4 separate regions of the Mus musculus genome follow, and all the other regions are linked to region 3. A link is a loop called in an ENCODE intact Hi-C map of the cell type or tissue named here. Cell type or tissue: left cerebral cortex. All regions are shown on one strand.

Evidence for each region. Hi-C counts contacts between places; a loop is a spot of excess contacts. Peaks named below come from ENCODE experiments on the same cell type or tissue, not always from the same donor. Only the 100,000 strongest peaks of a DNase experiment are listed, where the experiment ranks them.
Region 1: a loop joins it to region 3, with 2.2 times the contacts of the local background. A loop is called at or near these places in 3 of 42 quality-filtered maps.
Region 2: a loop joins it to region 3, with 2.8 times the contacts of the local background. A loop is called at or near these places in 13 of 42 quality-filtered maps.
Region 4: it touches region 3 in a loop (2.9-fold over the local background); 2 of 42 quality-filtered maps call a loop at or near these places.

The regions. Positions count from the first base shown.
Region 1 is chr13:114,301,480-114,309,479 of GRCm38, forward strand. Ndufs4 (NADH:ubiquinone oxidoreductase core subunit S4) reads right to left here. Exons shown (of 5, transcript NM_010887.2): 4 at 6,338-6,411. Among named protein-coding and RNA genes, the nearest start is that of Ndufs4, 83 kb to the right of the region's middle. In left cerebral cortex, no CTCF peak of the experiment used is centred here; DNase peaks (open chromatin) are centred at 3,048, 3,395 and 7,861.
Region 2 is chr13:113,885,767-113,893,766 of GRCm38, forward strand. All of the region lies in intron 1 of Arl15 (ADP-ribosylation factor-like 15), which reads left to right. Among named protein-coding and RNA genes, the nearest start is that of Arl15, 95 kb to the left of the region's middle. In left cerebral cortex, no CTCF peak of the experiment used is centred here; a DNase peak (open chromatin) is centred at 3,559.
Region 3 is chr13:114,072,749-114,080,748 of GRCm38, forward strand. All of the region lies in intron 4 of Arl15 (ADP-ribosylation factor-like 15), which reads left to right. Among named protein-coding and RNA genes, the nearest start is that of A430090L17Rik, 75 kb to the right of the region's middle. In left cerebral cortex, a CTCF peak has its summit at 3,413 (motif pointing right); a DNase peak (open chromatin) is centred at 3,420.
Region 4 is chr13:114,383,105-114,391,104 of GRCm38, forward strand. It overlaps Ndufs4 (NADH:ubiquinone oxidoreductase core subunit S4), which reads right to left and starts at 4,990. Exons shown (of 5, transcript NM_010887.2): 1 at 4,855-4,990. The coding sequence starts at 4,952. In left cerebral cortex, no CTCF peak of the experiment used is centred here; a DNase peak (open chromatin) is centred at 4,976; H3K4me3 peaks cover 1,780 bases; H3K27ac peaks cover 1,187 bases.

The DNA.
Region 1 (8,000 bases), 230 kb after region 3:
TTGAACACATTAAAGATAAAGATGAATAAAATTTTGTTTTTTTTCTGGTAGGTGCTTAGAACTTAACATCAGAACTACTACATCTTACATAATGACTTAACCCTAGAGCATGGCAGGAGCTATAAAGGGCAAAGTCATTGTAAGAGGTCAAAGGACATGGCAGTAACCAACAGTTGTCTAATTGGACTTCAGGCCTACTCAATAAGAGGGAAATCATGTTTGGTGCTCCAAACCTAGTCAACTACTCAAGGCTAGTGAAGTCAATGGATCTTGGAGAAGGCCTAAAACTAACACTTTACTAAACTAGCACAGTCTCTAACTACACTCTCAAGATTGATCCTATCCTCGCAGACCAGTGTAGTTCTCATCCCGCAGTACGGGAACATCTCTTTGTGATAGGTGGAGACCATTATAGAAAACCACAACTCATCAAAATGCAGAGAACAAATGGTGCCTAGTCCCATCTCATCCTACAATACAAGGTCCGCATCTAGTTTCCAGGAAAGAGGCCACAGAAAAGCTTTCAGAGTCAGAGAAGCAGGATGCCTGTAGTGTAATTGTATCTCCTAATGTATTTCGAGGGAAGCCATACCTATGAAATCTCAAGGAAAACGAGGAGAATGAATGATCCCGAAAAACATTGACACGAAAGGGGGAAATCTTACCGAGCCCTAGCCTAAGATAACGAACTCTAGGCAACTAAGGGATGTTGAGAGCAGGAGAGTCTTCCACAGGGAAGAGTTCCCTAATTAGTTATTCAATACCAAGGGTCAGCTCTGAAAGCATTGACATACAAGAAACATTATGAGGACTTGCATGTATGCATATTTACATATATAAATACAATTGTTAGAGAAAAAGAGGAGAGGCCATGTATTTGACAGAGGGAGAAGAAGGTATACACAAGAGGATTGAAGGAAGGAAAATAGAAAATAGTGCAATTATCTTTTAATTTCCAAAACAAAGAAACAAAAAAACCTTCTAAAAGTTAGAAGGAAAAGAGCTTTCCCAGTGGGAGTGGGAAATGGACCAAAAGAAGACAGGGAAAAGATCAGGTCTGGAGCAGAGCCCAGTGAGTGGTGAGTGATGTCCCTGAGTGTCTGGAGCAGAGCGCAGTGAATGGCGCCCCTGAGCGTAATCCTCTACACCCAAAACTCCGTAACTAACTAGAGGTCAGTTAGCACTGTCTGCCATGGGCAAGGAGTAAACTAACTAGAGGTCAGTTAGCACTGTCTGCCATGGGCAAGGAGTAAACTAACTAGAGGTCAGTTAGCACTGTCTACCATGGGCAAGGAGTAAACTAACTAGAGGTCAGCTAGCACTGTCTGCCATGGGCGAGGAGTAATTGTTTTTAGGCCTTCAGGTGCAGATGGTCACTAGTGCAACAACTCAATCGACTAGATGAGCCAGCACGGCCTGTCTATAAACGAGTGTGACTTGATTTCACTTTTACTTACTTTATGTATGTGTGTGTGTGTGTGTGTGTGTGTGTGTGTGTGTCAGAAGACGACCTGGGGAAGTGAGTGCTTTCCTTCTGCTATGCCATCCAGGGACTAACTCAGGTTATCAGTGCTTTCCTTGGCTGAGCCACCTCACTAGCCCATGATGTTTTAAATAAATAAAATTTGTTCAAGTTGTTAATACATGACCTTGCTACTTAATGTTATTTAATGTTATATAATGTTATGTTATTTAATGCCTCTACACCTTAGTTTCCTTGAGTGGTAAATACGGATAATGACTGTTCACACTTCCTGGGTTTTAGTTATTTGTTATGAGGACATTTGTTGCCTAAGCGCTCCAAAAAAACAAAAAGAAAAGTAAGCACGTCGGAGAGTTTTACTCCTCACTGAACTAACTCTGTACACATAGCTTATGCAAGGAAATGACGATCAGGACTTTCCTTTTTAAAAATCAACATTTAGATATTGGGGAAATGGAAAAACTAAAAAAAAAAATACATTGTTTGCAGACTATTCTGAGTATATAAATTATCTTTTTGTTTTGTGACAGTTTTACCTTGGCCTCTGACTTTTGGCACTACTTAAAAGTACACATATACGGAGAGCCATTGAGTTTCCTTTACCAACACAAACACATTTCCCTGCAGAGAAAACAATGAGGTCATGGGGTGGTCCCACCCAACCTACCTTCTCATTCAAAGATGAAAAACAATGTGTACTAAAGACCAAGGATAGCGGTACATTATTGTCTAAGCTAACCTGGGTGGCAAGGCAATGTTGAAGGACTTGCTAGTTGCTAACCTCTTAATCTAGCAGTTTTTATGCAACAATGCTTTGGGACTTTTCCTTCCTTCCTTCCTTCCTTCCTTCCTTCCTTCCTTCCTTCCTTCCTTCCTTCCTTCCTTCCTTTTTTCTCCCCTCCCCTCCCTTCCCCTCCCCTCTCCTCTCCTCCCCCCACCCTCTGTCTGTCTGTCTGTCTGTCTGTTTGTTTTGAGATAGGGCCTCATATAGCTGAAGATACCCTTGAACTTCTAATCTTCCTGCCCCAAGCCTCCCATGAACAGGGATCAAACGTATATGACAGCCCATCTGCTTGAAGCATTTCCATGTTCTACTTCTGGTAATTTAGATATTGGCTCACCTAACTTTTCATTACATTAGCTCCCAATAAAATGATGTTAGATATGGGGGAAAGGAAGGCTTAAAAATTTATACGTCCCTTACAATAGTTTAAAAGAAGTAAATCATAATGGAGAAGGCTGCTGGGGAGTCTGAGGAAGATCTTTCAAGCTATGAGGATTCTGTAGCCCTCCAAGCCATTTCTTTAGACCCTGTATGGTGGTTTGAATAAAAATGGCCGCCATAGGCTCATATAGTCCAATGCTTAGTCAGAGAAACCGGTATCAGGATTAGGAGGTATGGCCTTCTTGGAGGAAGTGCGTCACTGGGGTGGGACTTTGTGAGGTTTCCAAAGCACAGCTCAGGCAGTCTCTCTCTGCCTGCAGATCAGGATGTAACTCTCTCTAAGGTACTCCTCCAACACCACCTGTTGCCATGCTCCTGCCAGATGGTAATAGACTGAACCTCTGAAACTGTAAGAACCCACTTATATGCTTTCTTTGATAAATGTTGCATTGAACAGCAACTGTGAAGGTGTCCTCCACAGCAGTAGAGCAGTGGCTAAAATACTTTGCTTCTAGTATATCTAAAGAAGTAGGACCTACCTACGTAAAAGTTACAGAAAGCTAGGTATTAAAGAACCACAGCAGATCACAGTACCCCATGAACATGAAGCATGACGTCACTCTCAAATTCGGTGTAGCTTTCAATTCTTGAGACTAAAGAGTCCTTACTTCCAGGGTACAGGGTATAAGTGTGTATGCGTCAGGCTTTGTGAAGGTGCTGCGAGAAGCAGTGACTCAGCTCTGCTACAGACTAAGGGTGTCAATCCGCCCTCAGTGGGGTTTTCTAAGTTCCCGCCTGCTGAGTTTTCTCAAGTTACACTTCCTACTGACTTTGACTAACCAGCTTTCTTTCCTGGGGAGGTAAATCAAATTAGAAAATCAACTGATTTCAACAGCAGCAGTGTCTACTTCACGCCTGCAATTCACATAGCAACTGTAGTCATATATGCCTTGTGACCACTTAGAGAAAGATTAGCCAGGGGTTTAACAGTTTAGTTAGATTTCCTGTTATTGAACTCATGATACAAACCCCAGATGAGTAATTTGCAAGGTGTGAGACATGAAGTACAGAAGGCTGAAAGGCTGAAAAACATTAATAGAACTGCTTAATTAAAATGTAGGAATATTTTACAATGCTATCTTGAATTAAAGTAGTAATATGGCTATGCAGTCAACAATTTCATATGTAAGGAATTTAGAACTTGGCCAAAAAGTGTCCAACGAAAGTACACTTAAAGCTTTTGAAGAAAAGCCTTTGGTCTATTACTAACAAGATATATTTATGTACTTTCATGCATGCTGTGTCAGATCCAATTTAATCACTTCGCTTTTTATTAACTCATTTAATCCGCACAGCAGCTCTCATTTTACATATGGACACAGAAATATCATACAAAGTCACGGTGACCAGCCATGGTTTCAAATACCGTTGGTCTGGCTTTAAACCCAGGGTATGCACGGCATACGCTCTGCTATTAGCCTGTTCACCCCCAGAACCGACTTTAGATCATGGGCTCTGTGGAACTGAATGAGGAAGTACAACAAATATTCTAGAAGGCATCTAAGGTGCTTTCACATTCTTACATCAAATGGAGCAGATAACATTAATTTCTCACATATACTACCTTACACTAACAATGTAGTTAAGGTATTATTTCATTCCTAGATAACATACAATGAAACCTAGCTGTATTAAACTTTCTGTATTAAACTTAGGAGATTCCACGACACACTGTCAAGCTATTTCCTTAAATTTAACTGTCCCATCTGTGGAGGGAGAAGCAGCTCAGGAAACTGAGGAAACGTAGCAAGCCCAGACAATTGTAAGATTCCCAGGCTCCTCATTGAGGTTGTATAAGTAGTGAACAGTTACTGGGGAAAGGAGACTGTTTAGTGGGGCTGCCTACAAAGTGAGCAGTCAGCATCAAGGAGATAGCTTTTGTGGGACATCCCCCGGGATGGTTGGCTGTTTAATAATAGCTAACTTGGAGCTATCACTGGTCCACAAGGTAGACTCGGGTACAACAGCTTCTTTGGTCTGCTGTTGGCTGGTGCCTTATCTGGGAGATACCCACTGGCTTACACATCTCCCAGGAAAAGTCACACAAACACATGTATTGTCAAACACAATTATTTGGGTAAAACTACACAGTAGTATATTTTAAGTACAAGAGACACAAACTGCAAAGATGCAAAGAAGCAAGTGAGATCAGAGACAATCACTACCAATTACCAATATTTCAGGTAAACACTGGATAGTCTCATTTCATACATACTATTTTAAAATTTTATGTGAATTGCCTGCATACATAGATATATAAATATATCTGGATACCACATGTATAAGTTACAGACAGCTGTGAGCTACCATGTCTATGCTAGGAACTGAACCTAGGTTCTCTGGAAGAGCAGACGGCATTCCTAACAACTAAGCCCTGATAAGTACTCTTAACTGTGAAAATGAAATTAAACACATAATTTCAAAAATGGATATAGACTGCTCTGGCCCCAATGCCTCCTTTCCACTACAGTGTATTAGCTTAATAGCAGGAAATTATTTTTAAAGAACTTTAAAATTTTGTTTATAGCAAGATCACCATAAACTACTTTTGGAAAAGCTTCTACATGTTCCTATGCTGCATAAATGTAACATACAACTGGAATCATGTTTGGTATCAGACCTGTCACGTCTGCTAAAGGAGCAAATGTGGACATTTAAGCTTAAAGGAAAGTTTAGGATGAGTATGATAATAACTACCTTCAAGTAATTAATAGGCTATTAGGTAGAATAATGGGCATTAGATTTTTAGATCAAAAGAAGAAAGAACTTTACAGTGAAATGTTAAAACTGAAACAGACCACCTCATCATATATGCAATTAGATTTTAAGTGACTAAGTATTAGGAATTTTTGCAGAAAGATTCAGAAACAAGGTATGTGTGAGCCTCTGTCTCTATTTCAAGTTTGGTCTTGGATGTAACATTGGTCATTCCATTTTATAGTTTGTGATCAGGACAGGGAGAAACTTTGATGTGGAGAAAAACAAACAAGCCTAAAAACTACTGTGTTAGATACATAAAGATTTTTTTCAGGTCAAATTCCATATTTAACCGTTTAAAAATGTTTTCTTTACGTGTATTTACTGTGCGTTCACATGTACACTGCAGCACTCAGGCAGAGGTCAAAGGACAACGTGTGGGTGTTAGTTCTTTCTATCAAACAAACGGGATTGGTGTAGCCATCTAAGTATCTGTCCAAATTTCATATTTTTAAGTAATTTTCAGGTTAAGAATACAAAATCTTGGCTGGGCGGTGGTGGCGCACGCCTTTAATCCCCGAAATCAGGAGGCAGAGGCAGGTGGATTTCTGAGTTCAAGGACAGCCTGGTCTACAGAGTGAGTTCCAGGACAGCCAGGGCTACACAAAGAAAGACCCTGTCTCGAAAAACAAACAAACAAACAAAAAAACAAAAAACAAACAACAACAACAACAACAACAAAAAACCCAACCAAACCAAAAAAACAAAACAAAACAAAACAAAAAAAACCCCAAAATCTTATCTTGATGTAGGAAGAAGGAAGGGAGGGAGGGACAGAGGGAGGAAGGGGAGAAGGGAAGGAAGAAATGAAGGAAGAGAATGAGGGAGGCAAAGAGGGAGGGAGGAGGGGCAGGCAGGTGGCTGAGTCATACCGTTTTTTTCTGCAAAGGCAATTGCATCTTCTTTGGCACTGAAGGTCAGAACCATGTTGGAGAGGGGGTCAGCGCTAGAAGAAAGAATTCCCATGATTTAATATGAAGAAAATCAATGTCTTAAATACATTGCTTAGAAAAGACGGTTGCTATACTATCAAGCAAATTATAACAGAATTATTTTATCTGTAATAATCTCTGAAAAGAAATGACAAGATAAAGCTCTGAATTACAAAACTCCAGAAGAGTCCCAAAGTGACTTTTCAATGCCAGGGAATTACTGAGCAGTAGAACCGCCAGTGCGGACGCCAGTTTATAATCAGTTCACTTAAGGCTTTCAACTTTATGATGGTGATGGAGCAATGTGCACTCAAAACAGTTTTTCTCTTAAAAACATCTTAATGTGTGTATATGTCTTTGTGTTGTGTGTGTATATATGTGTGTTTTGTGTGTATATGTGTTTATGTGTGTATATTTGTGTGTGTGTGTGTATACATGTACACACACGCCCTAGTACACACGTGGAGGTCACAGGACAACTTGCAGGAGTTGATTTTTATCCACTAAGCCAGCTCACCGGTCCAAGAAAATGATTTTCTTTCTTTCTCTTGTTCACTCATTTGTTTGTTTTTCGAGCCAGGCTTTCTCTGTGTAGCCCTGGCTAGCCCTGGCTAGCCTGGGACTCATAAGCTTCTGCCTGGGCTTGCTTCTCCCTTGCAGGTGGTGGGATTAGCGGTGTGAGCTCCCACTATCTAGCTGGTTTTCAAATGTAACTGTTCACGGGAATGCTGAGCAGGTGCAGTGAAGCAGTGAGCAGTGTTGGGCCACAGTGGTAAACATCCGTGTTGCTAAATTACCAGGTTCTACAGGTTAGCTGGAGGAAACACATTTTTCACTTGTGACACACTCTATGTACAATGGGTTGCATGGGATGTTAAACCATTGCAGTTAAGAAGCTTCCATATTCTGAATCCTCAAAAAGAGAGCGCCTACTCTCAAATCTCTAAACAGTGGGGTTTTTAAAGGTAGAGGTCCACTTCAAACAAAAACAAACATTTGAAGACCTGACATCCAACTGGGCTCTTCAATTTAGAATGGTATTGTTAGTTTATAAATCCATACAGACTTTTTACAATGTCTCAGTTTCCAAGATGTTGCTGTTATTATTATGTTTATAGAAGTATAACCATGTGGTCAGAGATATGCAAGTAAAGGGCTAGGGACACAGCTTAGCTGGTGAAGTTCTTGCCTAGATGTCTCCTATGTTAATCCCCAGGACTGAATACAAACCACATATGGGAAGCATGCACCTGTAGTTTCAGCACGTTGGTGTGGAGGAAGGAGGTTTGAAAAGTTAAAGTCTTGCCTCACTACATAGAGAACTTAATGTCAGTCTGCACTACATGCTACTCAATCTTGAGAAGAAGAAAAAAGGAAGAAATATTCTGAGTAAACTGGACATCAGCAAGATCTGAAATATAAACCAAACACTGAAGGCGCTCTCACTGATCTGCAGTCTCCCAAACTGCTGATGAAGTTCTGGGTGGGCGTCACTGTGCCACTTTTCTGGGATTCCATTATGATCCCTAGAATTATATACATTCCTGTCATAAATTCCCCTTGTAAGGAAAGAAAAATCTTATATTGGCTGGCTACATTACTA
Region 2 (8,000 bases), 190 kb before region 3:
GTAGCTGGTTTTTTTTTTTGTTATGAATTAATAACAGATAAAAAATTAGACTGCCAGTTTCAAAGGCCTGGGAAGAATGTTGACTTTACAAATAGCATTCACAAATTCGTCTTTTTTTAATCCAGCATGTCTGGCCAGGGTCTAGGCACCTCAGCTGATTGGAGGTGAGTAATTTCTCTTCATTAAACGTTCTTTCAAGTAACAAAGACCTCAAGATACTCCTTTGAGAAGAAGAGTGCTACTGCACTGCCGAATACAGGCATACATAGTTTTCTAATGATTTCATGAACATACAAGTGGATACATGAGTGTAGACTGAGTCGGATTCCACATCTCTTACCTTGTGTATTATTTAGTAATTTTTCTTTAAAAATCAGGGCTCTAGGTCAATATATATTTAAAACGTCAAATTATTTCATAGACACGTAAAAGTGAGCTGTGATTCCCTCCTCCTCCTCCTCCTCCTCCTCCTCCTCCTCCTCCTCCTCCTCCTCCTTCTCCTCCTCCTCCTTCTCCTCCTCCGGTTTTGTTTATTTTCAACTATTTGGTTTTTGTTTTTATTTTTCTTTATTGCTGTGTCCCTGGTCAGTGTGTTCACACTGCTGCTTCGTGCCTGTCTGATTGACATCCTCAGTGGCTCCCAGCCTCAGACGGAGGATTAACATTCTCCTCTCCTTGTTCTCCTCAGCAAACAGTTTTTCCCCTCTCTCACCTCTTCCTGCCACTGCCAGGATGTTAATGCTGGGGACTTGGGTAGATCTAAGTCTCTTCGTTGTCCTGTTTTAAAAAAATGGTAGACATGGTTGACATGGCTGCCGTCTGCTGCAGCACGCTCATGTGTCGTTCCCCACCCCCCCAATCTGATTTCCCTTAGGGTGAATTATTGTGATATTTCCTTAGTTGCTATGTCATTGATTTATTCGCGTTTGCTCCTTTTCCCCCCACCCCCACCTCCACCCCGAGTCGTAACAGATCTTCTCTTCCTAATGTGATAATCAGGATGGTATCAAATCCTGTCAGATTAACCTTCTTGGTGACTCTTCCTTCTCCCAGAGCCCCCGATCTGCTTCTTTTTGGTCTGATGGCTGTCTAGGGCTGTGTGGCTGTCATCTGTGGTGGCCCTGGCCCCTGAATTGCTGTGCTGGGGACCCCTTCTCCTGTGAGGTCCCCTCTGGCATCCAGGTCTTCTTTCTTCGCTCACCCCAGGGTGCATGGGAGGTCACGATTTTGAGACCTTTCTTATCAGTCTCATGATTGATGCCTTAGTGGGTGCGGATGGAGTCCTAGGCCGGCCATTATTTTCCCTCACGATTTCAAAGGCATTGTGCCATTTGTTTTTAAGTTTCTGGTGCGGCATCTCAAGGCACCGTTCTGTTTAGTCCTCGAGCCTTTGTCTCTAGCCTTTTTTGGTTGGCAGGATTTTGTTGATTTCTAATTGTGTTTGGCAACTGTAGTTTTTCTTACATTCCACGCTGTGTTTTGCTCTACAGCCCTGTGTGTAGCCAGGGCTAGGCCCTTTGAGGGGAGGGAAAATTCAAATCCTTAAGTTCTGCAAAGTCTGCTTGGAATTCTTCCCATTTCTCTTGGCTCTTTTTATAGCGAGGGCCTTAATTGTCAACACTTCTTTTTGTGTGTCTTTTTCAATTGGGTCCTATTTTCCAGGAGATTCGCCCCCCTCAAATGAGAGACTTTTCTTGTGTTTCAAGTTTCACCTCCCCTTTCCTGCTTGTTTTAGGACATGGCATTGCTGATTTCCTCTCGTGGATACCACGTATCTCATTTACTTGCTTTGAAAATACTTACTTTATGCCTCTGAGTGCTTGTCTGCCTGCCTGCCTGCCTGTCTGTCTGTCTGTCTGTCTGTCTGGATACCATGTGCACGCCTGTCACTCTCCCTTGCCAGGAGAGGGTGTCAGGTCCCCTTAGAAGCAGAGTTACAGATAGTTGTGAGCCATGTGTGGGGGACCAGGGACTGAACATGGGTCCTCTGCGAGAGCTGCCAGTGCTCTGAACGGCTGGATTGTTTCTCTGTGTACTTCTTGAGAAAAACGCTGTGGCCCTTGGACTCCTGAGCCTCCTCCCTCCCTCCACCTTCCAGGTACTAGGGCTGCAGACAGTGCTGCCATGGATTATGGGTTCTGGGGTTCAATGCTGGGGCTTTGTGCACACCAGGAAAGTACTCTCCTGGCAACTGCATGCTTACCCTGCCACCCCCATGTCTTTTAACTTTAGACTTTAAAACTGCCTGGCTATAGGCTTATATGCCGTATCTCTGCTTACTGGCGAGCTCTCACGCCTTTACTTTTTTCTGTGTTTTTGTTGCCTGTTGCTTTTATTAATAGCTTTTCTCAGACGTCTGGAGGTCCTTGCCTGCCTCTAATAGAAGGGTTCTCAGTCATCAGATCTTTAAGGTGTTTTCTCTTGGCTTTGGTTAGATTCTCCAACAAAGAAGCACCAGCTTGGTGAGGATAAGCCTGGTAGCCAGGGCTCAGAGGCTACTGTAGGGCTGGGTACCTGGTATCCCTGCTACAGTCGCACCATACTCTTCTTAGTGCTGTGTGCTTTGCCTGTAACTCATGCCTGAGGAATTCTAGAGGCGAGACCCTGTTTGGTCTTTTCAGGAAAAAGATGTGAAGTCTTGGGTGGCTGGGCCATTCGTTGTCTGGCTCCCTGAAGCTGGAGAGAGGACCTGAAATCCAATCCCGTCTTAGAAGAGCTTTGAGTTAGTCTGCTTTCGGCAGTATGCTGTCCTGCACCTGGGGTGCTGTCCCTTCCTGTGGGGGCCATTTGTTCATTTCTCTACTCTGCTTGTTTAGGTTTAGTGTCAGGCGTGCAGAGGATCAACTACAGTCTTGCATGTTCCTGGGAACAGGAGCTGTCTTTGATGTCTAAAGCCTCTGCAACAATTTAGAAATTATTTTAAAATTTTATTTGGGTGCAGTTTCAGGAGCAAGTATTCATCCTGCCCCTTGGATTAGAAGTCCGTTCCTTCTTTTCCTCCGTGACAGTCTTCCGGCCCAAAGGATGGCTACTACGTCTGTACGGCATGAGGGCTTCCGCAGAGCAGCGGTCCTGAGCGACAGTCTGTGCCTTTTGTGTCTCTAGGGAGGGGTAGCGTTGCAGGTCCCAGCGTCTGCTGCAGAGAGGCTTAATGAGCAGATGCAGAGTCTCCTTCTTCTCGTGCATGTACAGGGAGCAGTACCCTTGCAGTCAGGAGGAGCTGGGCGCGCTAGACGTGGGTCACGAGCTCTCCCCTCCTCTCAGTGGCTTTGGAACCCTTTTCACTGTCTGCTTACCTTGGGTCACTGGCCTTCTCCTCAGGAAGAGCAAGGCGTCTCTCAGGGGAGCATGGGCGATCAGAAAAGGGGACCCACAGCGTGCAGTGTGCTTTTGAGTGGCTCGGTGTTTTCACGAGTGGGTTTGGCTGTTAACTATCAGCATCCTGCATCTGGATTGCTACATGGAGGCTGTCGGAGCCTACCGGAGCCTACCGTCCTGGAACAGGAGGTGCTGGCATGGCTGCACTCCTGTATTTGGCTTCCTGTATCTTTCTCTTGCTCCCATTCTTCTCTCCCACTCACAGCTCCTCCGCTTCCACACCAGACTTTTCCATTTCTGTAGCGAATCAAGTCCTTTGCCTCCTTGGGCAAACTGCTGCTCCTTCAACCTGAACCCCTGTTCTCTTTATTCTCCGTCTGGTAACTCCTACTTTCAACTAAGTCAGCCCCACCCGACCCCTAGGCTCTCCATCTAAATTAGGCTACCTTTGTCAGACATCTCCGCACCCCCTCCCCCCCCAAGTTTTGGATGTATAATTGATTAACTGTTAAACTGTTTCGAGGTTCACAGTGCTCAGCTCTCAGAGCTTAACTGTCCATTCATGTGATTCCCCTCTTACTGTGTGGCTTCCTCTCTGTACTCTAACGTCCATGGGGGCAGGGAGTCTATCCTCCTTGTTCACCTCCAGCATCTCCTTCTTGGGGTGAATGATCAGTCAATCGATTCTGATCAAACGAACGAAGACTATCAGCTCAGGACGCCAATCCCGCTGGCAGCGTCTCTAAGCTGTAGCTGTAAAGGAGCCCTGGTTACTTTAAGTCCTGGAATCCGTTCTTTCCCCCTGCACAGTCTTGGGGCTGTATGCAAATTATGTAGCTTGCAGGATTAAGCAGGCTTAGATGTTGCACGTGATCGTTATAAAGCCTGTCAATGGTTTCTCCTAAGGTTTGTTTGTTTATTATTGTCTTCTGTTAGCTTGCCATTGCCCGGACACAGTTCCCGAGGAGACCCACCTGAAGGTGGGGCAAGGCTTCTGTCTGTGGTCTCTGGGCTCTATGGGCTAATGGTGAGGCAGTTGTTTGAATTTGAATCCAAAGCGTGCCCCACAAGCTCAGGGTTTGGATATTTATTCTCCCCCTCCCCCCGATTCTGCTGCTGTTTTGGTGGGCATTCTCTGTGGAGATGTTGAGGAGGTCGTGCCTGGATGGTGAGTATAGGTCCCTTGAAGGTCATACTGCCCCTAGTTCTGGTCTCTCTTGGCTTGCCGGTGCATGGCCCACGTGAGCAGACCACTGTGTTACCCTCAGCCATGGCTGAGATGCCTTGCCTTCTCCGCGGTAAACCACGGGCCTAAGCGAATAGACCTAACCACGGGTCTATTTGGTGTCTTGTCCCAGAGATGCAGAAGTAACTGATAGAGCGAGGCATCTGGCAGGACACCTCTGATGGTAGCCGGAAAGCAAGCAAGAAAGCAAGGGACCAGGGTTCCAGCGTCCCCCTTCAGAGTTGTGGGCATTGTGACTACTAGGCCCGTGACTGGTCTGTCAGGAATGAGGGTATCTTCAAGGGACACTGTGTCTCCCAATCTGACTATCAGACCATTGAAATAATGGTTCACGAAGAAATGGGAATCTCCCCCCCCCCCATCTCATGTTGGGAGGAGGGAAGGGCATCAGCCAGAGGGCGAATTTGTCTTTCTGAAAGAGATTCCACCCATTTCCAACAGCTTGTCAGACCACCTTGCAAGATGAAACTAAGACTGTGATAATGATGGGTCAGTGGAGGGCAAGATGCGGATCCTCTGTTTGAACTTTGATCTCACTTCAGAACCCTGTGGACTTGAGGGGTTTGCTGGATTCCTTTGTTGTTCTTCCCAAAGTGGCTGCATGCATTGGATACGACTTCTCTCTCTGCTTTCTGCTTCTAATTTGGCTCTTTTAGTTGGCTTACTGAGGATGGGTGAGACCTGACTTGAAGTACAGGTTATGACCCCTAAGTTTGATGGCAAGTCCAAACCTTAGCGCAGATAGCATGAAGACTAAGCCTTTAGCTCCTAGCTCTGTAGCGCTTGGCGATCCTGACTGGAACTTTCCAAAGTTTATTAATTAAACGTAACCTAGAGCAGCGATTCTCAACGTTCCTAATGCTGTGACCCTTTAATACAGTTCCTCATGACCTCCAGCCGTAAAATTACTTTGTTGTTATTTCATAACTAGTTTTGCTACTGTTATGAATCATAATGTAAATACTTAATATGTAGGATATCTGATATTTGACCCCAAAGTGGTTGTGACTCCCAGGTTGAGAACCCCTAGTCTAGATTAAGCCAAAGAAATACTAGTAGGAGAAGTAGGGGAATGGCTCAAGCAAATGTGGGGGGAGTAAGGGAAGAAGACAGGTGCCTCTATTCTGCTGGATACAGACAAGTGAGGCTGCCTCTCTTTTCCCTCCAGAAAATTATGAACATGAGGAAGGCAACGTTTAATGGCACTCCTGTAAGTCTGGTTCTCCTTTCCAGAGGACCAGAAGGTCCGAGGGGAGAGGAACACAGCTTTCTTCCTTTTGGTACTACACAGCAAAACATCAGTTCAGGGTGGTGCCACTCAAATAAGACTTGTTGAATGATTGATTGGTCTTGTACGAGATGCCAGCTATCACGTTCTGAGTGGGACCCAGGTTTTGCAATTTAAAGGAGTATGGCCCCACCTGGTTCCTGGAGGATTCCACACTAACAAGTCAAAGACTTGTTTTTCATCAATGCAAGATGGACCCTCCAGCAAAAGGGCAGCACTATGTGGGGCCATTGGTATATTAGGATCCAGGTACAGGTCCCAAACTCTTTTTTATTAGGAAGAAAAAACTATCCACTAGTGTTTTATCCTCCCTGAATTTTCCCTGAGGGGCAGTATAGTGTCACCACCAACACCATCACCACCATTATTTTGTAAGCAGATGGACACCCATGTTCAAATCCCAGATCATGTTAGTTGTGTATCTTGGGAGCAGTTTCTTTGGCAACAGGTGCCTTCACATGGAACTTGATTAACATGTGGTCCTCTCATGTTTAAAGATTAAATGCAGTGATCTTTCAAACCAAACATGCTTGCCAGAGACTTCACACTGAGTACAGAGCTCATAGCAGGTTTGTCAAAAGTACATGGGAATTGGGAGCAAGCTAACCATCAATCCCATGTTCCTACCTGAAGAGAGTGTGCAAGCCACACTTATTCTAGCATGGTGGTTATCAACCTTTCTAATGCTGCGACACCTTAATACAGTCCCTCATGCTGTGGTGACTCCCAGCCATAGAATTAATTTCATTGCTCCTTCCTAAGTATAATTTTTCTGCTGTTATGAATCTGTTCTTTTTTCTGATGGTCTGAGGTGACCCCGGTGAAAGCGTCTTTGGCCACCAAGGGAGTCACAGCCCACAGGTTGAGAACAACTGTTCTATTTGTTTTCAGTGTCAATTGTTAGACTTCTGCTTGCCTCAAACTAAGGGTTGAGAACTTGGGCTTTAATTTTGACCATTGATTAAAAATACGAAGGGAAACTTTCAGGTTTTAAATGTTTTCACCCACACAGAAATGGGGGCAGGGCGGGGCATAAAACTTGCCATGGTATTACCACTCTCAGCAACTTTGAATGTGTGGACTAGGCCTTAGGTAGGTTATAAGGAAGGGTTCTAAGGAGGCTCTAGCCTGGAGTTGCTTTAAATGCCACGTAAATGATTGATAACCTTCAGATGTAGGTACCACAGGTTCTGATTCAGAGCAATACCTGTCGCCAAAAGCCTTTGCTCACTCTGAGGTCAGAAGTGTTTGGGGGTGAGGTGGGGGGGTCGTGAAGACATGGGCGGTCCAGATTCTTTCAAGCCTCCCATGGGAGCCCTGGGATAGAGTGGGGTCTGGCAGAGACGATGGTTGTGTGTGTCCAGTGTGGGCCTTCGTTTTCGTTTCTCCACCTCTGTTGTCACAGTGGGACATTTTGTGTCTTGGTTAATATTTTACGAACATAGATCCTGATTTCTCTCTCTTAGAGTGAAAATCATTTATAATTCAGAAACTCGTTTTTTTTAGCACTCAACTTTGCTGTGGCGTGTAGGTAGCAACTCCCAGGTCTGGGGAATTTATAGAACTATAGTATTAAAAACAAGCACTGGACTGTGTGGCTGAGCAGTGTGAGACGTCACCAACTTGGACATTAGGAAAACAATACGCTCTGGTTGTCATTGAGTTCACATCATGATTCCTCCCCGTCCTGGGAAGTTTATAATCTCTGAATAAGTGTGCTCGTTCCACCAGCAGCAAGGATGCTTTGTGGAGCTATGGAGGCCTTGTGTGTGCTCTGCCTCATAGGGGACTGTTGGAAACTTCACCTTCACAATGCAGCTCTAGGAAGCATTCATTTGTGTACCAAAATACTTGAGGGTTCCAGTGACTGGAAAAATGATTTCAGTAGTCAGCATTACTGAGAAACAGAGGCCCATGTAAGGTTACCAAAAACTGTCTGCTTGATTAGGGACAATCTTGTTTCTGGATGGTTGATATCGAAAGCTAAATTGTGTCCCCTGAGGTTTGTAACAAGTATGTATGTGTGAGGGGTGGAGGAGGAAGAGGAATTGAAGAGGGAGGGGTTGGGGAGAGAGAGAGAGAGAGAGAGAGAGAGAGAGAGAGAGAGAGGCGTGACAGAGGTGACAGAGAAAAACAGAGAGACAGAAA
Region 3 (8,000 bases):
AAGCCACTGCGGTGTGTTGCCTGGTGGTTCATCCACAACAAATAAACACAGTTTAACTTGGATAAAAGTTTCCGAGGATAATATAATTTCCGGTGCATAAGGAAGCATGACTACATTGAAACTTAACTTAGGGTGCATGTCATTTATTCCAAGAGGATGGGTTCTAGAGATAGGCCGCCTATACCAGCTTAAAGGCCTAAGGAAGGGTCTAGCCCAGTCTCCGCCATGCAGACAGCGTAGAAGTCATCTGGGCTATTACCTACCTCTGGTCTTGGTTATGGGAGCTTTCGGGGAACCTCTGGCTATACAGATAATGTAGGGTCATTTAAATATTAGGTATCTCCAGTCCTGGTTGTAGGCACTTCGTACGGCCTGGCCCTGAGATATCCGAGATCACCAGGCTCTTAAACTCTTTCAATTCCCAGCTTTCTTGCGTCTTTCCTATTGGAAAGACAATCCTTTGTGCTCAACGTTCCTTGTTCTAACATTCGGGAGATCTGCGGGTGCAAGGACCTTCAAAGCTGTGCTCACTATATCTCGTGTAGACTAAGGAAGTGTTTTATCATTGAGCCACATCTCAGCCCAGTAGAAGACCTTTTCAGTAATTCTAGAGAAAGAAAAAAAGTAAAACTTAGGATGAGGGAGCCAGTATGGTCTGCGTTTAACTGTGCCTTGGAGTTTTGAAACCCGTTCACTGTTGGTGGTCTCACAGAGCAGTTCAGACAGGGCAGAAGTCCGGGACAGGGCTAAGAAAGGGCTTCTCTTTCTCTCTCTCTCTCTCTCTCTCTCTCTCTCTCTCTCTCTCTCTCTCTCTCTCTCTCTCTCTCTCTCTCTCTCTCTCTCCCTCCCTCTCTCTCTCTCCCTCTCTCTCCATCTCTCTCTCTCCCCCCCCTCTCTCTCTCTCTCTCTCTCTCTCTCCCTCTCTCTCTCTCTCCCCCCCTCTCTCCCTCTCTCTCTCTCTCTCCCTCTCTCTCTCTCTCTCCCTCTCTCCCTCTCCCTCTCTCTCTCCCCCTCTCTCCCTCTCTGTCTCTCTCCCTCCCTCCCTCTCTCTCTCTCTCCCTCCCTCTCTCTCTCTCCCTCTCTCTCTCTTTCTCCCTCTCTCCCTCTCTCTCTCCCCCTCTCTCCCTCTCCCTCCCTCCCTCCCTCTCTCTCTCTCTCTCTCCCTCTCTCTCTCTCTCTCTCTCTCTCTCTCTCTCTCTCTCTCTCTCTGGTTTAATGTACATTTTCAAGGCCCTGGTTTGAATGTGTCTGAGATAATTGGTGCCCCTAGGAGGCACTCTGCTAAGCAGCTAATTCTGCCCCTCTTCCCCAGGGAGGATAATTGTTGTTAAAAAACAACAAAAAAAGTAAAATGTGTTGTTTTCTCATGTAATTATGTAACTGACATCTTTATATAATAATACATTTGGGTGGTCTGTCCCTGAAATCCTTGGTTTGTTAGGAAACATTACCGTTTCCACCAGTAATAACTTACTCCTAAATATTATGAAAGAATTTCATATTGTTACATTGCATCATTACAGTAATCAGAAGCTAAACTCTCTAAACGACTTTGCCACTGGAAAAAGGCTTCTAGGGTTTTTTGTTTTGTTTCTTTGTTTGTTTGTTTATTTTGCTTTTTTTTTTTTTTCCTCAAATGAGCTAAAATGTTCATGAGATGGAATGCTCTATCTCAGCATGTCTGGAAATAACAGAATACAAGTCCGTCGAATGTGGGGCCTCAAAGCCACTGCAGTCACTACATAGGACGTCCTTCTCACTACAGTCCCTCTCCATTGGTTCATTTCGCCCCATTGCACTGAGTTAGGACCTGGGGTCTTCCCTGCTGCAGCAAACCACAAATATCTTAACAATGAGCACACCGCCATTCGAGTTGAGTTCATTTTAATCCACATTGGTAATGCAGTTCTGGGCCTTGCTGATTAAAAAATGACCCACTTAACGCAACTGAATGGAGCATCCCCCCACCCCACCCCCCGCCCCTGTAATTCTTTTGGGACTGCAGATTGCCATGGTCCTAAGGAGATAAGCATCACTAATCCCAGACTCAGCCAGGACTTGACTCTAACGAATCAGGATGGCTGATTATTCCACCGGAGGCATGCTGCTAAATTGCTGTTACCTCAAATTTGTGTGGGAGGCCTTTGCAAAGTAGCAGAGAGGAGAGTAAGTCTGCAGATAAAAACTGGGAGAAAGAGGAGAGCCCTGGGGGACAAGAAATGGGAAATGAAGAGAATGTATAGGAAGTATTAAAAGGCAGGGTCATAGTTGACCAGAGTTGGTTTTAAAACAAAAAGAAAAAGAAAAAAAACAAAAAAGGCTAGTCTTGGTAGCACACACACCTGTCATTCCAGTCCTAGGGAGACAGACAAGAGGACGGCCATAGTTCCAAGCCAGCCTGGCTGCATAGTGAGTTCCAGGTCAGCCTGGCTACATAGTGAGAGCCTGTTTCAATCCCTTCTCTACCCACCATCCACCTCAAATAAAGACCTGAAATGGGAAAAGGGAAAGTCTGAGATAATAGCAAACCCAGTCTTGTGGACTCACTCGGCAGTTGGGTCAGCAGTGGCCATGTACAGAGAAGTCAGAGGCTTTGTAGAGAGTCGCCGTTTTGTAGAGAGACTAGGAGCGGGGCCATCTCTCAGAAGAAAAACCCCCACTTTCTGCTTACTGGAGGGCACCATCTGTAATTGCTACTCAACATCCCGAGTTAATGCTTCGAGGGTCTCTTCACAAAGCAAGTGTTTAATGTCTAGTATCTAACCACTTAATATTTAACTTTTAGTGCAGCGTATCAATACCTTCCAGCCATTGTGCTTAGATACCTGGTATTTTTTTTCATTAGCAACCGATAGGCATCTATAATGGTTAATTCCGTGGCCGTGTTGGTATTGGATACTAGGTTATGTTACAACACAAAACAGTAGTCACATAAGAAGGTTCTAGTTTATACAAACTAAACAAGTCACCTAATCGTAGAAACATGTGGGCAAAACTGAAATTTAACATGGTTTTTAATGCCTTTGCATGGAGATTGTCATACAAGCATTCTCAAAGGGCGAGCTATCTGGGGTGTCACCGCTCTCATCTGAAGATAAGGTATACATCAAAGCTGGTATAGATTCAATTCTGTGTTACAGTAAGAAACCACCACTTAGTGCTAGGCACTGAGTATGTGTGCGTGTGCATGTGCGCACACCTGCTCTCTGACATCTCAGCACGGGACTCCATCACTCAGAAAAATGCAAAGTCCCTTTTTACCGTTTAACTTTGTAGTTCCCACCCCAGCGTACCACAGTTACTCCATAGAGGATATTTTGGAATTTTAGAGTAAAACATGGAGTAGTTGGTGATTTTCCAACTCCCCCGTACCCCCAACACACTGGTACCTTGAAGTAGTTCACAGTTTCAACATTAGGTGGCGCTACATTCCTTTTGATGATGTCATCTCTCTCTAAGGTTGAGTTTGGGGACATAAAAGGCAAACACTGTAAGGTAGGTAATAGAGGTTAAGTTGTGCAATTGGAAGCATCCAGTCTGACCCTGAGACTTGAAGTTCCACAGGGCCTGACAGATATGCATAACCTTTCCTAAGGAATTGTGGTTTAAAAATAAATGTACACTTTTGTTTTTTAACTCTTAGTTTTGTTTTCTTCAAATTCCTACTAGCTCACAAAGGCAGCTACTTAGGAATTGTTTGAACCTAACTACTTAATAAATGAGCTGTTGGGTATTTTGTTTGGCCAAGAGACACTATGAGAACTGTCCAAGACTAACAAATTCATGGATCAAGAAAGTTTGGGATCCTTAACTCAACTGTGAACTATTACACAGCCCACTGAAGCTATAGCAAATGTCTCCAGTAGATTGTCTCGTTGACACATATGTCCCTGACTCTATCCTGCCTGACTGGGGTGAGCTGCAATATCATGTTGCTTATACCCTCCCTCCCATATAGGAATTCTTTCCTTCTCAATAAATCCAAAAATGTACGTATTCCCTACCAAATAGCTCATAGGAGTTCCTAAAATTTGACTGTAAATAAAAGAAATTCTCACAGGAAATTCAGATCACTTAGCCCTTTGGTTCCATTCCAGAACTGGCATTGTGTTCTCGGGGTGGGGAGAGTAAATAAGTTAAATGAATCCCAGAACAGATTAAAAAAGAAAATATGATATTTTGAAATTAAATATTCAAAGAGGAAAAGTGGTTTTGTTTTATTTTTAAAGTGTCTCAAAACAACTTCCAAATGACAAAGCAAAGACAGTGCTGCAGGTGACTTAGAGGTGCTTTTCAATTCATCATGAAACAGTTCTTTACTTGCAAGAATATTCATGACAGGGTTCCCCGAGATACGAACCTCCTGGGGGCATGTGAGAATACAATTTAAAAACAAATTTTTTTTTAAAAAATTCAATTTACCTCCAATTTTTTTCGGAAGCAAAACTTTGGATTTAAACAGGGTGCATCTGTTTCCAGAAAATACCCACCGGTGGGCACAAATGCCCACCCATGTGTGTGTGTGTGTGTGTGTGTGTGTGTTCACATGTATGAAAGTGCCCACCCACAGGGCCGTGTATGGAATATCAGCGCTGTACAGAGCTCACACTCAGCACTCAGCAGTTTTCCCGTTGAACACACCCCGAGCTTGGGCGCTAAACTGCCTTGGCTGCTGCTTGCATTTGATCCTGTTGGGAATGAGGCTAATTGCTGAAGAATTTCCATCTTAGCCAGGCTGTTAGCGCTTGAAATTAATTGGAGTTTTTACAGAATATTTAAGGCTTACTTGTACAGAGACCTTGGCTGTTCGGGAGCCTGGGTACATCCATTTTTCCAGATTTCCTGATGTATCGTCTACACCGATGCCCACCCGAGAAACAAGTTTTATTTAGCAATCATTTGATTGCAGAGGGTTGTTTGCATCCCCTCATTCAGCGGGGGACATCTGCGTGCACACCTTCTTTAAAACCCTTTCTGCCATCCTAACATGCTAATTACTGCCCTGCTTTCAATCTGGTCTCACAAAACAAGAGCCCTGAAAAAAATGTTTACATTCAAAGTGCCTTTTGCATGAGCATATCAGAGTTCTGGGTAAACACTAATTACGTCACATGGTTCTGTGAGTCTCATTTTTCTGTCTCAGAGTGAGGCTTTGGATCCTTTGGCCTCATATAGTTGCCAGCCTATGGACACGGTGACTGTCGATTTCTCGAGGAGAGAGAGCATCAGTCTGAGCAATGTTGTGTCTCTTTGTTGCTGAGGCCTAGCTTTGCAACTGTCAGGGATACACACACACAAGCATAGACGTCGGCATGAGCCTCCTCAGAAGGGGACTGTGGAGTTTGGTGGCATTACATCATATCAGCCGTGAGTTGGCCAGGCTAACAACCGTGACTTCCTCCAAATGCCCAGAGAGCACCGTGACGCCCATTCTAACAGGAAACCGGGCTGTCCTTTTGTGAAACACAAAAATTTTGAAATCTAAGAATTGCCTCTTAATGAGTTTCGGGATAATGACACATGAATCGGACAGCGTGAGCATGCAACACATACTCCCAGACTCGTGCCACTCTCTCGTGTGCCAGGTCATTTTGAAACATTATCTTTTATCCTTCATTAGCCGAACAATGTATGTTTTATTTTCTCCATTTCAGAGAGGCAGAAAATGAGATCTAAGGGTGTGAACTACTTTGCTTAGTGGGTGGTAAGAGAGCAATCTGCCAGGTCAGATTGCAGGGCCCACCACGCAGGCAAGCAGGTATCGTCATCTTCCTCAGATTCTGTTATATTTTCAAGGGCTTTGTACAGGTTTGTTTTTTTAGGACTAGTGGTATAGCTTCCTCAAGTAATAATTTATCTATCTGGTCTGTTTAAGTTCATTTCTGTTTGTTTGTTTGTTTGCTTTTGTTTGTTTGTTTTCTGGCTTGAATTCCCTCCCACCGACTCTCATTTATTTGCGTTGTGCGTTTTGAAGACTAAAGTATAAGGCCACATGCAGGGAGATGAATGAACTCCATCAAAGTAAGCCGACTGTTTTTGAGTGGATCTGAAGTATGCTGCTCTCTGCTCTTAGCATTTCTGACAAGGGACTGGCAACAACGTATCTCCATTGGCTACATGCATGCCTAGCATTATAGGAAGCCCTGGGTTCCAACCCTGCACTGTATTAACACAGCATGGTAGCACACCTGCAGTCACAGCACAGGAGAGGGGCAGGCAGGGACATCAGCAGTCCAGAATCATCCTTGGTTAGATAGCGAAGTTTGAGATTTGAGGACAGGCTGGGATACAGGCCACCCTGCCTTGGGGATTGGAGGGTAGGGATCTGCAATCAGAGTTGTAAATTGGAGGAGGACATGCTTTCTGACTTCTGTGGTTACAAGCGATTAGTATGATGAGACCCAAAGACTAGTCACAGTGGGGGTCAGTTCTCAGTCACACGGGAACATTCCTACCAGCGAGCATCAGGGACTGAGGCATCTCTGCATCCTTGAATCTGGAGACCTGGGACTGGGGGTTGATCTTGAGAACATGGGTCCATTTATATTATGCATGCTACGTTCGTGTGTGTTTGAAAATGCCATGATAAAGAGCAGGTGTGATGTATACCTGTGTTCATAGCCCCATTCATCACAACAACTGAAATGTGCAAACTGGATGGTGGCGTCATCCGGACTAGAGATACGGTCACACCCTCACTGTAGCTCCCAGGCAGCTGTGCACAAGAAAGATGACAAGAAACCAAAACCAAGACCAGATCCTCAATCGCTTCTGGCATCTCTGGACAGAGCAAAGGACATTCCTGGTTTCTGACAAGAATCAAGGTCCCTGGCCCTAAGACAGCCTGCCTAGTTTCTGGCCTCCTGTTTCTATCATTCCCCCTTATCTAGGAATACATATAGAGAAATCAGAGTGGGGACTACCAGAGGCTGAGAGTGAGGGAAATGGAGAATTCTGTTTAAGAATGTTGTTTCGTAAGGTGGAAAGGCCAGGAAGGTGGGGCATGTTGGTGGTGGTATAACATTTAAGTGTACAATAATCAAGCACAGTTGATGTAGACAGTTGCATGGGCTAACACTGGTTTCTGCAGTGTTGGGAGCACTCCTAAAGTTGTCCAGGTAACGTTTGTATTCCAGCCATTCTCCGTAAGGAGATGAGCTAAACTTCATGTTCTGTTCTTGGGAAATCCCTTACATTGGAAGCAGAACAGACCTCGAGTGGGCCCTGCTGTCAATGGAGCTGGATTCTACACGGGCAAAGGAAAGTTGCTGGGCAGTCCCCGTAATTAAAGGAAGTAGCGTAGCCTAGCTACAAACCCAGTTTCTTCCCAGTTCTGGGTCTTGAAGAGATCATGAGAATGATTTTGGCCACAAAGAAGCAAGTTACAAAGTCAGAATTCAAGTTGAGATAAGCAAATTTACCATAGAGTAATGCAATCTTTAAAATAAAATAAAATAAAATAAAAAATTTACTGTTGATTTAACAGTGATTTAAAAAAAAAAAACACATAGCCCCCACCCAAAAAAATTGGTTAAAGAATACATTTGTCAGGAAATTGGAAAAGGCCAATTAGCCACTGGTAGCTATGTGGGTAATTACACACACACACACACACAAATAAATAAATAAATAAATAAGTAAATGGAAGTAATTCAGCAACATTTTTTAAGTTAGTTTATTAATATTTATTATTATAATATAATATTAGTATGTGTGTGCACATCTACATGCATGCACGTATTCAGGACTGCATGTATATGCACACATGCATGAGCCAGGAGAGGGAGGGCCTTGGATCCCCAGAGCTGGAGTTCCAGCATACTGGGATCTGCCTGACTTGGGTGTTGGGAATGGAGCTGCAGTCTTGTGGGAGAGCAGCATGTGCTCCTAGCTACAGCGTTATCTCCTACTCTGACTCTCTTACAACGAGGAAGCTGATACAGAGGTGATATAGCATTAGTTCCTCAGACAGGGAAAGGGGGGAAAGCCACGTCACGGCG
Region 4 (8,000 bases), 310 kb after region 3:
ACAAGAAAACATAAGAACCAGCTAATAGTTTTAAATAAAGAATATACCTTGCTAAACGAAGAAAACAGAAGGCATTGGAAATTTAGCTTTTTTTTTTTTTACATATTTTCCTCAATTACATTTCCAATGCTATCCCAAAAGTCCCCCATACCCTCCCCCCCACTTCCCTACCCACTCATTCCCATTTTTTTTTGGCCCTGGCGTTCCCCTGTACTGGGGCATAAACAGTTTGCGTGTCCAATGGGCCTCTCTTTCCAGTGATGGCCGACTAGGCCATCTTTTGATACATCTGCAGCTAGAGTCAAGAGCTCCGGGGTATTGGTTAGTTCATAATGTTGTTCCACCTATAGGGTTGCAGATCCCTTTAGCTCCTTGGGTACTTTCTCTAGCTCCTCCATTGGGAGCCCTGTGATCAATCCAATAGCTGACTGTGAGCATCCACTTCTGTGTTTGCTAGGCCCCAGCATATCTCACAAGAGATAGCTACATCTGGGTCCTTTCGATAAAATCTTGCTAGTGTATGCAATGATGTCAGCGTTTGGAAGCTGATTATGGGGTGGATCCCTGGATATGGCAGTCTCTACATGGTCCATCCTTTCATCTCAGCTCCAAACTTTGTCTCTGTAACTCCTTCCATGGGTGTTTTGTTCCCAATTCTAAGGAGGGGCATAGTGTCCACACTTCAGTCTTCATTCTTCTTGAGTTTCATGTGTTTAGCAAATTGTATCTTATATCTTGGGTATCCTAGGTTTTGGGCTAATATCCACTTATCAGTGAGTACATATTGTGTGAGTTCCTTTGTGAATGTGTTACCTCACTCAGGATGATGCCCTCCAGGTCCATCCATTTGGCTAGGAATTTCATAAATTCATTCTTTTTAATAGCTGAGTAGTACTCCGTTGTGTAAATGTACCACATTTTCTGTATCCATTCCTCTGTTGAGGGGCATCTGGGTTCTTTCCAGCTTCTGGCTATTATAAATAAGGCTGCTATGAACATAGTGGAGCATGTGTCCTTCTTACCAGTTGGGACATCTGGATATATGCCCAGGAGAGGTATTGCTGGATCCTCCGGTAGTACTATGTCCAATTTTCTGAGGAACCGCCAGACTGATTTCCAGAGTGGTTGTACAAGCCTGCAATCCCACCAACAATGAAGGAGTGTTCCTCTTTCTCCACATCCTCGCCAGCATCTGCTGTCACCTGAATTTTTGATCTTAGCCATTCTGACTGGTGTGAGGTGGAATCTCAGGGTTGTTTTGATTTGCATTTCCCTGATGATTAAGGATGTTGAACATTTTTTCAGGTGCTTCTCTGCCATTCGGTATTCCTCAGGTGAGAATTCTTTGTTCAGTTCTGAGCCCCATTTTTTAATGGGGTTATTTGATTTTCTGAAGTCCACCTTCTTGAGTTCTTTATATATGTTGGATATTAGTCCCCTATCTGATTTAGGATAGGTAAAGATCCTTTCCTAATCTGTTGCTGGTCTTTTTGTCTTATTGACGGTGTCTTTTGCCTTGCAGAAGCTTTGGAGTTTCATGAGGTCCCATTTGTCAATTCTCGATCTTACAGCACAAGCCATTGCTGTTCTATTCAGGAATTTTTCCCCTGTGCCCATATCTTCAAGGCCTCCACCACTACCTGGCCAAATAATTCTTTTAAATTCACATTTCTGTAGGCTAGTAGCTACCTGGCTCTCACTAATATGACTCTTAAGATCTACTTTCCCAAATGATTATACAAACATACACATACAAAATAAGTAAATATTTAGTAAAGTAGATAGAAACCAACCTAGTGATGTAGAATGTTTACCAATTTAGACTTTCCCTTGCCATGAAGGTATAGTAAACACAGAACTGATGTCAACAAGTGTCCTCGAGCCACTTCCTCACTGGAAGTCTCTACAGGCTCAACTGCACAGTGGGAAAGGAAACCACAAAATACAGCCAGAGGTTGGGAGCAGAAAAGAGACTTCACTCAAGTCTCATACACCTACACTTCATCACAGAGAAAGGCTAACAGCCTTTGGGGCTCTGCTATCCTAAGAGCCATGCTGCAGGCAAACACAAGATCAGTCTAAATCTGGGAAGTCCTATGAGGAAAGGTAATACACTCATGCATGATCGTGTTAAAAATGATGGGGAAACAAACAGGACAAGAATCTTAAGTCCCACATGTCAACTATTTTGAAAGAGAAACCAACTTATCTGTTGATAGACTCGAATCTTAAATAGGTACAAGTTTTGCCAGAAAACTCCTTAGGATGGCTAGGGAGGGTAAGGGCACGAACGGATGACTGTCAGGACACATATCCGTGGTTTTACTTTTTCTTTCTTACATGCTGGTTTTTTTTTTCTTTACATTGTCATTATAATTGAATCCAAGCGTCAGTGTCATAGGTAAGAGCTTCCTTCGACCACTGACACTGGCTCCCATTCCTCTACCTCTCACCTCTTGCTCCCTCACCACCTGCCTCACAGGTCTGGCTCACCTTCATTTCTTTAAGGATCACAAAAAGTTTTTTTAAAAGCAATTGACATTTAAATTGCCCCATGGGTTGGATTTCTTTCTATTCAGTCTTTACAAATCATTAACTTAAGCATATACAGTAAGAAGTTCCCATATAAGCCGGGCGGTGGTGGCACACGCCTTTAATCCCAGCACTTGGGAGGCAGAGGCAGGCGGATTTCTGAGTTTGAGGCCAGCCTGGTCTACAGAGTGAGTTCCAGGATAGCCAGGGCTATACAGAGAAACCCTGTTTCAAAAAAGAAAAAAAAAAAAGTTTCCATATAAACATGAGGGGAAGCATAATTGTCTCCAGTAAGATGCACATACAAAAGTAAAAAAAAAAAAAAAAAAAAATCGGTAGTGTACAGTCAAAATTATTTCCTCTGGGTTTTAATGTTTTTAACTACGAAAGAAGCACGATCTTATATAACTTATATATATGCTATTTTCAAATCTCTAATAACATATTTACAAGGAAAACCTGTTACATTTAGATGTGTAGTAATAGCTACCCATTTGTAAAATCAAGTATTATCTTAACTTCAACTAACATAACTGTTGAGAAATACACTAATGGTCCCTTAAATTTGTTTTCAGTTCAAGTTCTATAATGAGCACATTAGTATTACATTATGTAAATTAATCTCCATAATGTGTAAGTGGGAAAGGTCTAAACTAGGTCAGCATAAAGTAATCACTGGAGTATTTTATCTTAGAGAACAATTTGGTTTTTCCCAAGTTCCTCATGTGTAAAACACTTTATTACAAATTTATCTTTTACTTTCCACCAGTATTACAGTATTTATTTTCCAGTGACTGCGCTCTCTCTCTCTCTCTCTATATATATATATATATATATATATATATATATACACACACACGCATATATATATCTATTTACAGATAGATAGATAGATAGATAGATAGATAGATAGATATAGTGCTCTACTACTGTCTGCAGAAAAGCCCCCGCCCCACCCTTTCTGCAACTCTGGAGTGCTGGGATTAGAGTTTATGTGCCCGAGGAACGTTTTATTAGGTGCTGGAGACTGAAGCCAGTACATCATGAACTCTAGGCACTCTCTGTACCAACTCAACTCTATCCCCAGTCCCTGAGGCCTTTTACAAATCTCCTGACTTTACTAAGGGCAACCTTTTCTTTCCCACAAAACAACCACTACTTAAAACTGCATCAAAATTTGTCTCCAAAAGTTCCAACCAGCTCACTTTAACTCTGTATTCCCTCTGTATTGAGCTTAACACTAATTTAACAAGCATTTTGATAGATACTAGTTCCCTTTTTCTTTCTTAAAGGTATTTAATGGTTTGGTCTTGTTTGAGACAGGGTCTCTCTAAGTAGCTCTGGCTGTCCTGGAACTCACAGAGATCCAGCCGCCTCTGGTTCTGCCTCCCCAGAGCTGGCTGGCATTAAAGGCTTGTACCAGTGTGCCAGACTTTTCCTTTTTTTTTTTTTTTTTTTTTTTTTTTGTACCACATTCTTCCCACCCCTTACAGACCCATCCTCACTGTGAACATTGAATGTAGTCTCCACAGCATGCAGCTGTCAATACAAGGCCACTCTTCACAGGAGCAAACTTCGAAACAAGTGATAAAACCCAGTATCTTATACACCCAGGAAAACAGAGACTACGTAAAATAGAGCAATGCTGCGGAGGGGGGCGGGGGGGAAGGGAGGGGGCAGTCACCACAAGAAACCTTCCGGCATCTAGGGCTACATAGTGTGATCTGTCTCAAACAAACAAACGAAGTAAACAAATCAAAATAAAAGCCACCTTGCTGCCTGAGAGCGTAGCTCCGTGGTGGAACTTAAGACTGGAACGCACTGGTTAGAAAGACAAAAAACAGGTACGCTGTAACCTTCCGATGGATATTGCTATAAACTCTGAAGTCCTGAGAAGTTTTCCTCTTATGCACAATGATGAATACAACAACCTTTCTGTTTGGAAGCCCAGCCGATATTAACTAAAGCCAGGGAAAGGATAGCAGGGATTTACCCTTTCAGGCTGGAATGGGGCAAGCAGGTGACAAGCGGAAGGGATGTAGGACATTGGGAGAGAGGTCGCCCAGACTCCTCCCCTTCTCAGGAGCCACGATCCAGTTCACAGCTCCTCCGCACAGACCCTCGCCCGTCCGCAGCTGCAGAACCCCAGGCCCCGCAGGCGCCTCGCCGGAAACCAGCGTCGGTCCCCGCATCCCGAGGAAGGGTCAAGGGAGGACGCGTTCCCAAGGCCGCCTCCGGGGCCCAGCCGGCCCAGCCTCCCCCAAAGTGGAGCGACCTGGGAACCCTGAATGAATAGCTCGACAAGGCTGACAGTTATGTTACCTGGATGGAACTCTACAGACGGAAACGGCAGCTGTAGCCATTGCCCTTCGCCCCAACATCGCCTGTCTCAGCGACACTGACATTGAGACCGCCGCCATCTTCCTGTAGGCAAACGCCAGGATGCGAGTACGGATCCCCGCTAGGGACTCACTTCCTCCGTTCTCAAAGCAATGCGGCCGCAGTGAAACAGAGGCATGTTCTGTTTGTTTTCCTTTTGCGATTGAGGACCTAGAAAAGAAATTAAAGTTCTAGCTGAAAGAACTAAAGAGGGAAATGGATGAAAGGACTCAGTGAATGCAAATGATGCCTCTATAGAAAGTAATCCTTGTTAGTAAGGTTGGTCATTTACATTGAGGCTGAGAAGCCCAAAAGAAAACGCTTCGAAAAATGTAAACACCTGTAACTCATAATTTTTCAAAGAACTCGGAATATCTGAGGCTGGGCCCACTGGAAGAGCCGGAGGGCTTCTTGAGTCTTTGAGAAACTAAAGTAGTACTTTCCCAAAGTGTTGCCAGATTCCGTTTGCAAGCCTTCAGAACAGGCTGCACTCAGTTTGATGGTCTGTAGTTATAATAATCATATTTTCCACACTAAAAAGCTAGCCTCGCAAAAAAAAAAAAAGGAAGAAAGAAAGAAAGACCATATGGATTTACATGAAATCTAGTGGGGGCTGGGGATGTAGCTCAGTTGGTAGAGTGCTTGCCTACCTAGCATACAGGTACCAAAGGCTTGGTGATCTGCTCTTATAAGCCTTTGATTTGAGGTTGAGGGTAGAGTATGGAAGGTTGTCACTGGAACTACCAAGCAAACACCTCGCCCCCCCCCCCGCGCCCCACCCGGAAAAGGGGCGGAGCCATCTTGATTATTCTTCCTATCTCCATCATCCCTTCCATTTGTCACCCATTCCATTCCAATGGCCATTAAAAGTAACAAAAAGCAAAGATTATAAACGATAACCAGGTTTAAGTGTCCTATCTAATCGCACCTGGCTCCTCAGTGCTTCAACAAACCTTTTCTTTTCTTTTCTTTTTGTTTCCAAGTCTGCGATGTCAAATCCAGGGACAGGTGTGCAGTTCATCACTGATCTACATTCCTAGCTTCTTTGTTTCTTGTAAGAGACAGTATCTCTCGATGTTATCCAGGCTAGACTTCAACTTACCACCCTCCTTCTTCAGCCTCCAGAGTATTCACAGACCTTTTCATCCACTAATGTCTTCAACGTTGTTTCTCAAACGATACCCCAACACTGATGGGAGAACATTAGTTTTCATATTGATATAGCGTTGGCCTGGGTATTCACAATACCTGTCATGATTCTTTCTTAATGTACTTATTTATGTATGTATGCATACAAATGGGTGCCACGGCACATGTGGAGGTCAGAGAACAGCTTTCAACAGTCAGTTTTCTCATTCTAACTAATGTCATAGGTTTGGTGGCAAGTACTTTACCACTGAGCTGTCTAGCGGAGCCTCTTAGGGTGGTCCTTGGTTGCTCTTTTTGCCTCCATCTTTGAAATGTATTTAGAATTTGATTATGTTCCCTGCCTCTCCTAGTAGGACTCTGATCCAAACCACAGTCCCCCTCTGCAGGGATGTTTGCATTTGCCCAATCTGCTTCAGCTCAGCAATCAAAACTATGGGGTCAGAAGTCACACATTCCCCTCTTTTCTACTAAACACCTTTTCTAGCTCAGCTCATCCTCGGAAAAGCCAGACACCTTATTATAATATTTTTTAAGGCCAATGTAGGGACGAAGATGTAGCTCAGTGGTATGGCATTGGCTTATCGTGGACATATGCCTGAGTTCAGGCCTAACACTGGAAGGGAAAAAGACTCCTGACTTTACTCACTTACTCTGTTAGAACTTACTCTGTTCTCCGTCAGTTGCTATACTCTAAACCCAATAGATATTTCCCAATATACCAGGCATGATTCGGTCTGAAAGACTTTACCTTGGACATTCTCTAGGCCCAGGATGCTTTTCTAGCATCTGGAATACTCTTCTCCCAGTGATCTCCTCTTTCCCTTGCCCCTGCTCTCTGTCTCTGTCCTTCCTCCTATAATTTTCTCACATGTCCCCTTCACTGGGAGGCTCTTTCTAACCTCCAATTTCAATCTCACCCTAGAAATTTCTGTATGAATTTCCAGGCTTCTTTTACTTCTGCTTTGCATTTTGTACGTTGTAGCCGTTTGTGGAAGTTCTATAATATGACCAGGGAGGCAAGAGCAAAAATCCTTTGAGAAATAAGATTGATTTCATTTTTTATGGCTTATTTAATTTTATTGTGCATGCACTGATGTTTTTGCCTGCATGTATGCCTGTGTGAGGGTGTCAGATCCCTTGGAATTGGTTTTATAGACTGTTGTGAGCTGCCGTGTGGGTGCTGAGAATTGAACCCAAGACTGCGAGAACAGCTGAATTCTCAACTGCTGAGCCCTCTCTCCAGCCCCGAAGATCAATTTCCTAGTGGCTTTTCTTACCTCCAGGAAAAATTTGTCTTTTAAATTCTGCAATAAATATTGACCAAATAAAGATTTTTCTTTTTACTTACAATAATTACCAAGCTATATAATTTGATTCTCACTTTTTACCTAAATGTATACCACGGTCCATACTGGACTATCCCGAACACCAATTTATATAACATTGATTTATGACTCTTTCCCGGGGATTATCATTGCTTTTGGGGCAAAGAGAAAAATACCTGATCTTCTCAAAACAGGCTATTTCCGGTCTTCTTCACCAGACTCCTTCCACTCTGCTCACCAGAAGTTTTTCTCTCTTATGCCCCAGTCTTCCATAGGCTGTTGCTCACTGGAGTACTCTTTCTTGCCAATTCCCTCACTATCCCATAGGCCCCCAGATCCTACCTATTACTTTATATCATTGTATAAGGTAGCAACTACATCTCAGACCCTTCCCTACCTCCCTCTTCCTTGTTGATGGAACCTAACACCTACAAAACGAGACCAAAACTGCTGTATACTTGCTTTCCCTGAAGAGATATTGCAGCTAGCACATTACTTGGTCCAGAGCCAGTAGGATCTGAAATCCCTTATGAGAAAAGAAAGGCTTCTTGGGTCAGGGGAAGGTCAAGCAACAAGGGAGATAGAGGAGGAGAAACAGGAGGAGGAGAAGGAACG